Linked DNA regions of Homo sapiens: region 1 is linked to region 2. A link is an interaction called in ENCODE POLR2A ChIA-PET data of the cell type or tissue named here. Cell type or tissue: Panc1. All regions are shown on one strand. Each heading gives the region's core, and the rest is flanking DNA. Links, peaks and the distances in the headings are about the cores only.

Region 1 (5,382 bases), core at 311-5,310, 81 kb after region 2:
AGTGGCTTTCTTTGAGACATATTCAGATGGGAACGTCTTGCTTGCCAATTGCCATAGAAATCTTAACACACCATGAAGATTGTCCGAGCGCCAAGCCTTCCGTTCTGGACTAAATTACTTTGAAGTGGCGCAGTACGAGCAGTGGTCAATTTTAACTCTATAGACTGGACAGAGAATGCTGGGAGTGGGAGATTGTGCGTTTTAAAGCAGAAAATAAGAAGGGGAAACTTGTTTTATACACTCTATACAAGGTTCTGCTCATTGTCAGATATCTTTTATCTTTTATATTTCCCATGAATGATTCATGTCTTGGTGGCTTTGTGTCACCCTTCTTTTCACAAGAAACTTCATTAGAGAGCTATAAGTTTTCCCATTGATTGGGGCCCTCATTTATGAGTGTTTTTCTCCTTCGTGTGCTGGTTATTGTCATCTGAGTTAAAACAACTCTTTGCAACCTGTTTCACCTTTACTACATTTAACAAACCTGACTTTTAAAAGCCACTATAACCTTTCAGAGAAATGCTTATTGACATTACTAGCAGTTGCTTTTAACTATCTGACTTTTATCAGTTTTGTATCTGCTAACAAAAACACAAGCAAACATCCAGCCTTGTAAATGTGCATAGCCAAACACCTGCATTTAAGCCACTTGAATATTTTGCTGCCATGCAAGAATCTAATTGTTCAACACACCTGGCCCAAAATGCTGAGCTTAAATTACCAATAGCCACTCAACTTCCAGAACAAACTACAGTAAAATTGCATCTTGATCTCCCACGCCATAAGAGGCATTTGATGCCCACTACTCAATTTCATTCAATACCTATCTCAGCCCCTGACTGATTTTGCTTTCACCTTCTTTTTGTCTAGAAGCCTCACCGTCCCTTCCTCCACATTTTCTTTATTCTTTTTTTTCCTTTTGGAGGCTGGGCACCAAAGAAATGCTAAAATTCACTTTTTGGCTTTTCACTGATTAGAATCAATCAGGATATTACTTATTTTAACAAATAAATGCAGTAACCCAAAAGATTTATGCTACTGTAAGTATAACCTGCAAGGCTTAGTCTTCATAAATATCTGTGTTTCCTAGATAAGCTTGTAAGTTGTTAAGTTAAACCAGGCTGCAAAAATATTGTATTGCTTGGGGAGAGGCTGAGAAATCAAGAGACCAAGGGAAGACATTCACTCCATTAGCAACCTGTTCTATTTGTATGAGAGATATGCCATTATGTAAAACATAAGCAATAATAACAAGAATACCTTTATTAAATTTGTTACTTCATAATCATTCTTGCTTGCTCTCTATTGGAGGTACACATTTTTTTTTATTTTAGGTGTATCAAGAACCAATAAATCTGTGGCAAAGAGTTAACCTATGCATGGTAAAATACATAAAATACATATTCCTTTGTTTCATAATAAATAAACCTGTAGCATAATAAAGAATAGTGCAAACTACCATTGAAAAAGTTGTATAAATAAAACAACTCATTATACATCAGGAATATTTTGTTCTAATAAGTTTACGATACATAAATTATCCCCCCAAAAGTTCATACCTTTTCTATTTGAAAGGGCTTTGAAAGTGAATAATATGAAAATCAAATAAACTTTTAAAATGTAAAATTATCTCATATTCAAGTTTTAAGGTCTTTTTCTTTATAAAGGAGGGTCTGCATGTTTCATATTCATCACAACAATCTGAAGACAACATTGAAAGGCTTTCCAAGTGACAGCACCATGCACTGTACTAGTAATATAATATATCTATAAACTATATATAATCTTATCAACACAATGCAAAAAAGACATGCAGGAAGAGTCTTGGTTTTCACATTACGTTGTTCATTCAAGTAAGCTTAAAAATATATTTTTCCATTTTCTTTCCTTTTTTTTTTAAATAAACCATGGATCATAAATGACAATCTTTCACCAAAATGTATAATATAATTCTTTGGTGTGCTTTGAACTCTTCCAGGAAAGAAAAAAAAAAAGGATGATGTCTGAAAATAAATTAATTCAACTGTACAAATAATAGTGTTCACATACAAGTTATTAACAATGACAAGACTACATCAACCACTCACAGCACACAAAACAAATTTCTACAAACCCTGGGGAGGGGGTGTCTTCGGGGTCTCTAAGGATAAATTAGTGCTCTTTAGTGTATCTGTAGGATGTTTCTGATGGACTACATTTTGCACAGGAGATGTGTTGTACCAACCGAAAATAAATCGACTAAGAGTTATTGTCCTAGGTCCTTGACCTTTTTTATCCTAGCTTGACAGCTCTGGCAAAGGTCACACATTCATCAGTGTTTGGTGGTAACTATAAACCTTTTAAAAATTTTTAATATGTATGGCAACTCCCTCCCCTCTTTTAATGTAAATCATACACTTCACACACTGTCATTTTCAAATGGATTCCAGTTTGGTGTGCTCAGTGCTCAGGTGGAAGAAAATGCATTAAAATGCAGTTTCAGGCATTGAAAAATAGACTTTTTAAAAGGCTGATACAACAGTATAAAAGAGGTGTTGGCCTGTTTTAAAAACAACAGCTTTCCAAAAAAATAGGCATGATGCCATCATCACACCTCCTCAAGACTTGACTGTGAATGTTGGCATCCCAAAGAACTTAGGATCGAAAACAGAATCTCTTTATTACACAAGAAGTTTGGACACAGTTAGGAGGCAGTATCTGAGAATTCAGATAAAAAAAAAAAAACATATAGGAAAAAGAAAGCACTTGAATTTCTTCTATTTTATAAAATATCACAGTTTCACAGTTGTCTTTTGCAGCAGCTTTTCTTCTCTCCACTTTTGCTTGAACAATCACAGTAGCACAAGATATGGAGATATATTAAGGTTGCTGCATCTTTTTTTAAAATCACACAGTAGGATACTGAAGAAATAATCCTGTATAAAAATATTGTATTAAGCTAAGATCAGTAATAAAAGAGTGGAAATTAAAAATTACAAATATTAAACTCAAAGGGTTTTTACAAATGTTTTTGGACACAGGTACGGAACAGGATCTGTTGGCAATGCAGCAGGTGTGTGGTTTACAATCAAGAGGCCTTGGCAGAATTAGGGTCCAACAAGGAGGCTCAAAAGCAGCCCATGGTATGGTGTCAAAGGCATTTGAGAGGCACTCTGGGAAATGCAGAGGGCCTTGGTGCTGTGTTAAGTTCTGACTTAATGCTCTTTTTCTCCCCCTTTTAAAAAAAATAATATATATATATATGTATATATATATATATATATATATTGCATCGGCAGTGTGTATCGCCATTAACTAATCTCTCCATTCATTTTCCTTGGTACAATTTGCCCCCAGCCCCATCCTCCTGCAATGTACAAGTCCAGCTTGGTTGTTTTTTGTTTGTTTTTTAAGAAAAAAAAAAAAAAAAGCCCAAATATCTTAATTAAATTAATTAAATGTACAAACACCATAGGGTTTCATACTGAATAAATAGGGCTAATTAGACCCGGTGGCAAGTCTGAGTCACGGGTTTGTCTCAGGCTCGGCATTGTCTCAGGTTAGGATGTGGTCCAAGGACTCCCACTTATTATTTCACTTATTATTATTAATAATAAATTCTAATGTATCGTCCGCACAACTTCAGGGTTCCCGTAAATTTCCTCATCTTCAGTCTCAGAGGTGGTTCCGTTGCTGGAAGGGGTGTGGAGGTGGCTGGGGGCCCCACTGGCCTGGCAAACGTACCACTCATTGAGGTTGGTCACCTGAGGGGACAGAGTGCTGGAGTGACTCCTGGCTGGGTCCAGCACAGGGGACAAGGGGGCGCCCACTGGAGTCCCCACTGATGAGTAACCAAGGGGTCCTGGAGAAGGTGGCGGGGACTTGCAGTGAATCTTCATGTGCTTCCTCAGGGAGCTTGGGTGAGTGTAGGATTTGTCACAGCCTCGAATCTTGCAGTAGTAGGGCTTGTCACTGGTGTGGACATGGGAATGTTTCTTCCGATCACTGCTATTGGCAAACTTCCTGTCACAGCCATCAAATTCACATTTGAAAGGCTTTTCCCCTGCAAGGAAACACAGGAAAGGTCAACAATGGCTTTCCAAGACCCCTCTCTTGACAGAAATCTTGAAGCAGAACCAAGGTTGTGTTTTTCCTATTCTCCCAGAGACCAACTCCCAGCCTAATTCTTCTTCCTAATTCACAAAAGGGAAGGGATGCTTCAGGGATGGGCCTGGATTCTGCTGACCTGGTGGCTTTGCCTGGACCTGGGCTCCTGAGAGGCTGTCAGGCCCTGCAGTCCCAGAGGGATCAGGGTGAGATCCCTAGTGCTGAGCTAAGGGCCAGAATGTAACACTGAAACCCACCTGGGACCCGCAGACCCCCTCCCCCGACAGACACACTCCCCTCAGGGTCTGTACACTCAAAAACACAAGCAGGAGATCCTCCTGTCAAAATAAACACAAAATGATACTTCCAAAGCCACAGGCGGAAGTAAGCGTATAAGAAAAAGAGAAAAAAGCAAACACATACACTAAATTAAAAGTAAACTGGGGGGTACAGTCAAATTATAATAATGGCATTTCCTTTCAGTGTTCTCCAGGATTTCATTGAAGGAGAGGGGCATCAGGAGAGAACGTGGAGATGGGAAAGGGAAAGAGGTAAAACAAAACAATGTTTTTCTTTAGAAATAGAGGCACCTGTGAAACATACTCCCACCACTCGATTTTTACAGGGCTAGCTGGGCAGAGAACAGGCTGTTGACCTCTGCATTCTACAGCTTTCCTCACTACTTGCAGGGCAGTTAAGAGCACAGCAGATCGAGCTTTAACATACATTAATAAAGACCACAAGCCTTAGCAGAACCTACCTTTACTTTATGCCATAAGTATACTTACTCTCACAGCTCCCTACATTGCTTACTAGTCAAAAAGACCTTAAAAAAATTTAAAAAGGCCAGGGTCTTTTGGCTGTCACCTCCTTAAGCTGGCCTAACCACCCCACAAACACGCCTTTAAACACAAGGCCTCTAGTCCAGGAAATGGAAATACTTAATAAGACAACTAGAGAAATTCAGCCACACTACATTTTGGTGTTAAACAGCAAGAAAAGGAAGACAGCAGGTAACAGTCTAACTGAATTTTCCCTCTCCCCTTGGTATCTCTGAACTTGATAGAGTTGAGTCCATAATTAAACAAGTCATTTCATACATATTATTGAATTAATATTTTCCTCTTTTAGGTAAATAATTTAAAAATAAAGTTGAATTTCTCATATTTCAGCAGCTACTCTGGTGATACACTAGGTATGACATTTTCTTTTGTTTTGGATAACTTGTTTTCAAAAACAAACTGTTAAGCCTCAGCTTAGTGTACATACATTTCTGTGGTGACTTTTCTTACACCC
Region 2 (5,382 bases), core at 90-5,089:
AGCCACAGGCTACTGAGAGCCACAGCAGGCTGTGCCCATCCTGGAAAGTGTCCTGTTTCTGTGTGGAGAAGATGATCCCCCATGCCTGCTCAGACCATCACTGACCTGGCAGGTGGAGCTGCCCCAGGAACACAAGAGGCCTCCCTTCCGTGCCCCTCATGGCCCTGGCCTCTGAGTGACAGCCAGAGAGCTACAGGGGAAGGGACGGGAGGGATAAAGAGGAGCTTCTTCAGGCTTCTGCACCTTTCAGAGCTTGGAAAATGAATCCACTAACTGCCCAGGGTGCAGAATCCTCCCAACCTCCTGCACGACCCCCAAACTCAGCACCCTCTCTGAACCTGGGCTTTCCGGGGCCTTCCCCAGCTGCTCAGCATGCTGCTCCCGTCTGGCTTTTCACTGTGCTTCCCAGTCAGGTGCAACATGAATGCCACCCCATCCCACCCCAAACCCGATATTCCCACTGTTACATTCTTATGAATTATTTAAAGGGCTTCTCCATCAAAGGCCATGGAGTGTCTTCCGTCTGAATTCCATGATAGGTAACCATAGATTAGCACAATGTGAATTGGTGTCTGTGTTGAATGACTTCGGTTGAACTTTCAGAAATTTCATGTAGAGATACATTAGCATCCGTAAATTATCTGGCAATAGGAACGAATGGCTGCTGAATTTCAATTCAAAATATTATTAAAATACCGATGAAATTATCACTACAATTTAAAGTGTAAAAAGATGAAAAACACGTTCTATACTTTCTAAGTCTCCAGTCATATTCTTTTACTATCTTCCTGACAGTTGTTTATTTATTTAATTATTGAGACAGGGTCTCACTCTGTTGCTGGAGTGCAGTGGCATGATCATGGCTCACTTCAGCCTCGACCTCCTGGGCTCAAGTGATCCTTCCACCTCAGCCTCCCGAGTAGCTGGGACCACAGGTGCGTGTCACCACATCCAGTTAATTTTTTTTTTTTTTTTTGGAAAAGACAGAGTCTCACTATGTTGCCCAAGCTGGTCTCGAACTCCTGGGCTTAGGCGATCCTCCCGTCTTGGTCTCCCAAAGTGATTACAAGCGTTGAGCCACTGTGCCCAGCCTTCATTACAATTTTTAAAGATGTTTATCCATAAAACAAAGGGTTACTGATATTCAGATGTTATACAAGGACCAAATATCACTGCCTTCAATCCTCCTAACAACTGCTTTAGGTGTTTTTAAGACTTAAAATGTCACTCATATATTGTATTATTGAATTCTAGTATTTCTGGTATTGTAATAAATTATAGTAAGAACTTTCAAATGGAAGCCCAGGATGAAAAATGTTATAGTTTACTTTTGCCCAAATTCTCTTGTTAAAATTGCAGTTTCACGTATTTGCTTATCTGCACATTATCTGTATGTATTTTTAGCCTCATCTTATGTAATAATATTTCTGAAATAGTTTAGATATGCTATTTTTATAAATTACATTAAATATAATTTAAAATACATAGTATATACAAAATAAATATGTAGCTGTATTAGAACTTTATAATTATCCCAAATACCAGTTATCAGCCATACTTTGGGTTACAATGATTAATAAGAAGAATTTGAGATTTGGGGTAAAAAGCCTTAGATTCTAGTCTCGTCCTCTTAAGTTCCTTTATAAGATTAACTAGTACTGAACCCCATTGTTTGCACCTGTAAAACTAAATAATCATGCCTTCTGTACTATAGGTGAGAAAATGTCTTTGAAAATGTTTTGGGCCAGGCGCGGTGGCTCACAGCTATAATCTCAGCACTTTGGGAGGCCGCAGCAGGTGAATCACTTGAGATCAGGAGATCAAGACCAATCTGGACAACAGGGCAAAACCCCATCTCTACTAAAAATACAAAAAGTTAGCCAGGCTTGGTGGGGCATGCCTGTAGTCCCAGCTAGTCAGCTAGTGGGGAGGCTGAGGTGGGAGGACCACCTGAGCCCGGGAAGTCAAGGCTACGATGAGCTGTGATCGTGCCATTGCACTCCAGCCTGGGAGACGGGAGTGAGACCCTGTCTCAAAAAAAAAAAGAATATTTTGTAATAGTATAAAGTACTATCACATGAAACCTCTTTTTTGGGTAATGGGTCTTCCTAATAGAATTACCCTCCTCCAATTTTCAGTTTGGAAACTAATATTCCAGGGCTTACTGAGGGTATAGTTAACTAGAGTAGAGGTTATAGTTGCCAAGACAATCTTCCTATTTCCTCCTCAAGGAAACTGACATCCTTTCCCCTAGATCTACCCTTCCCCTGGCGCCCAGAAAGCTGTGCCAGACAATCCATCCATGCTGTCCCACTCGGAAGTAGGGCTGGGCCGGGCCAGGCCAGGCCAGCCCAGCCCAGCTCTTAGCTTCCCCATCGTTGGATCCTCGGACCACCTCTGGACAGAGGAAAAACACCCAGAGTGAAGAAAAGGAAACAGGTGGTTCAACTTCCTCTGCTTAGGGTCCAGGAAGGAGCAAACGTGGGCCCATCAGTGCATGTAGCAAGAACAGGAACCCCACCGGGTTTCAGTCCAGCTTCGTCTAATAGAGACTGTCTTTATGTGCTTTGTCATAAGAAAAGTCAAGCAGCTAATAAATAGCAGAACCGACCGGGCGCAGTGGCTTACCCCTGTAATCCCAGCACTTTGGGAGGCCGAGGCGGGTGGATCATGAGGTCAGGAGTTGAAGACCAGCCTGGCCAACATGGTGAAACCCCATCTCTACTAAAAATACAAAAATTAGCTGGGTGTGGTGGCGAGCGCCTGAAATCCCAGCTACTCAGGAGGCTGAGGCAGGAGAATCGTTTGAACCAGGGAGGCAGAGGTTCCAATGAGCCGAGATCATGCCATTGCACTCCAGCCTGGGCAACAGGGCTAGACTCCATCTCAAAAAAAAAAAAAAAATAGCAGAACCAATATTTTAAAATGTCATCTCTCTTCCAGATTGCTTTAATTTAGGCTGGAGTAGGCTGCGTGTCCTCAGGCTCTAGGAGACAGCTTTTGAGCCATAGACAGAGCCACAGAAAGATCCAGTGTCTCCTACCACACCCCTTAGTTTTGTGTGTCTGTTATGTCACTGGTGACCAGAGACACAAGGCTCCTGCAGAGCAAAGAAAACCGACTCCATGCACACTTCTCTGTGTCCCCTTCCAGTCCCCACGCCCCTCTCCTGTCTCCTGGCATCCCTGACCTTCTAAAGCTGACTTTTAAATACCTGTTCCTTGAAGCCCTTCCCTGGCCAAACCAGCACCATTGTGATAGCTCCTTCTCTCTGCAGCTCCTTGGCCCTGAAGCACCACAAACATCATAAACTCACTTGCCCTTTAACTGTTAAGTCATTTGCATGAGTTAACTTGAGCCCAAGCCAACATGAAAATTCTTTTTGTGAAAAGGTCTCACTCTGTCACCCAGGCTGGAGTGCAGTGGTGTGATCACAGCTCACTGCAGCCTTGACCAGGCTCAAGCGATCTTCCCCACTCAGCCCAAGAGTGCTGGGATTACACTACCACACTGGCCCCGACATTACCAGTTTTGAAGTCAGCCATGGTGTCCTACCAGAGGCTCAGCAAGTGTTGGCCAACTGACCAGTGAATATTACCAGATCAGGGGCACAGAGAGACATGTGCAGATAAAGGAGAGGAAAAGGGTGAGCTCAGAGCTGGAAAGCTTTGTGGAGACCTGGGGTGATTCTGTCTTCTCCTATCACTGTCCCCTCGATCACCCAGCTCACGCCCCAGAGAGAGCCATCATGTGCCCTGGTCTGTCTTCCTTCCCTCCTCCTGACCCTTTCCCCTGCTTAGCTGCTCCTCACCCTTCACATGTCAGTTTAAACATCACGTCCCACAGGATGCCCCACCTGATCAGGTTAGGTCCCCTATCAGTTACTCTTCAACTCCCCTGTGCCTTGCTTTTGGAGCAAACGTTCTAGTTCTTAAGTAATAGTCATTTCTATCACTGTCTATTTAATGTCCTTCCCGCCATTAGACTGGAAGCCCTGTGAGGTCAGGGACCACATCTGCCTTGTTGCCTGCTGTCGTAAGTCCCTGGGCCTGTGGCACGCCAGGTATGCAGTAGGCTCTGCATCCATGTCAATGCAGGGAGCTGATAGGCACAGGTGTGGGCCAGGGCATCCTGCAGAGTTTGATGGGGTGGGAGGCAGAGCCCCATATCCCTGAGACCAGCTGGGATGAAGCCTCACTGCACATTCCAGGTGACTTAAAGATTCAGCAGGGATGTGTGACAGCAAAGCTTTGCCCAGACAACTACAGTCCCTTCCCTAAGGTCCCAAATTAAAGAAAAAGAGTGACCCAAATCACCAACTACCGAACTTGTGTCCTTCTATTCAGGTAGGTCGGTATTGCTGCTCTTGGCTTTGCATTCAGCCTTTTCCATCATCACCAGGTCAGCGGTCACAGAGCATCTCCCGTGTACCTGGCAGGTACTGGGTGCTGGGTGCCAGGTCCTGGGAGTCAAAGGTACGTGAGGCCTGGCGCCTCCCCACAGGGGCCTCACAGTGTTGTGAAAGACAGCAATGTAAACAAATACTCTCACTAGATGGGAACACAGGCTATACAGAGAGCTGTACAGGGAAAGGGTGGAGAGGGATTTGCTCTACCAAGGAGGCCTCAAAACACTTCACAGAGGTGACACCTTGACATCTGGAAGCATCAGGAGGAGTTTGCCAGACAGGGAAAGGGCCTTCAGAGAGAGAACAGGGCATGCGGCAGAGCTGCAGCGTGGTGTGTGTTGGGGTACAGGCCTCAGGGGACTGGCAGGAGATGAGGCTGAGGGGGGAGGGTCCCATCATGGGCAGGCTTGGGTCTCCACTGAAGATATTGCACTTAATTCTGCAAGTCCAAAGAAAACCATGGCAGGGTTAAAGCAAGTGGATGATTCCATCAGATCTGTTTTAGAAAGATAACAGCACGCTCCCAACTAGAAAAGTGCCACTCCCTATAAACATCCTGGCACCATGTCCCTGAGAGCTCCAGGAGCCAGCTTTGGAGCCGGGAAGCCTCACTGAGCTGAGGGTGCCTGGCACCCAAACGGACATCCTTAAAATGAATGTCACAACAAAACTGAGAGGGAACCAAGGGCACACGAGGGCCTTTCTAAGGACTCTCCAAGTGGGAGAAGTTGCAAAATAGGAAAGAAGAATGAAACAGTGCCCATGAGAGTGTCTCCGGGAGCATCATCTTCCGCCTTTCCTGAGGAGTTTCAGGGCGCTGTTGACCTCGTAGGTAAGGAGGAGCCGTATCCCAGGAGGCCACAGCTGGGCTGAGAGATTTAGCAAGTGGAAGGCACAGCCAGGATCTCGAGGAGAAATTTGATCACGGCCAACACTGGCTGGAAGTTTAGGAATTCCCTGGGAACTGCTGTGAG

What was found. Peaks named below come from ENCODE experiments on the same cell type or tissue, not always from the same donor. Only the 100,000 strongest peaks of a DNase experiment are listed, where the experiment ranks them.
Region 1: POLR2A ChIA-PET joins it to region 2 with 8 read pairs; 2 of 35 experiments call an interaction of 5 or more read pairs at or near these places.

Annotation. Positions count from the first base shown.
Region 1 is chr13:99,961,778-99,967,159 of GRCh38, forward strand. ZIC5 (Zic family zinc finger 5) reads right to left here. Exons shown (of 2, transcript NM_033132.5): 2 at 1,187-4,042. The coding sequence ends at 3,600. Among named protein-coding and RNA genes, the nearest start is that of ZIC5, 7.3 kb to the right of the region's middle. In Panc1, for the core only: no CTCF peak of the experiment used is centred there; no DNase peak of the experiment used is centred there; H3K27ac peaks cover 1,180 bases.
Region 2 is chr13:99,880,631-99,886,012 of GRCh38, forward strand. All of the region lies in intron 7 of CLYBL (citramalyl-CoA lyase), which reads left to right. The region is part of intron 1 of CLYBL-AS3 (CLYBL antisense RNA 3); the gene reads right to left. Among named protein-coding and RNA genes, the nearest start is that of CLYBL-AS3, 74 kb to the right of the region's middle. In Panc1, for the core only: no CTCF peak of the experiment used is centred there; no DNase peak of the experiment used is centred there.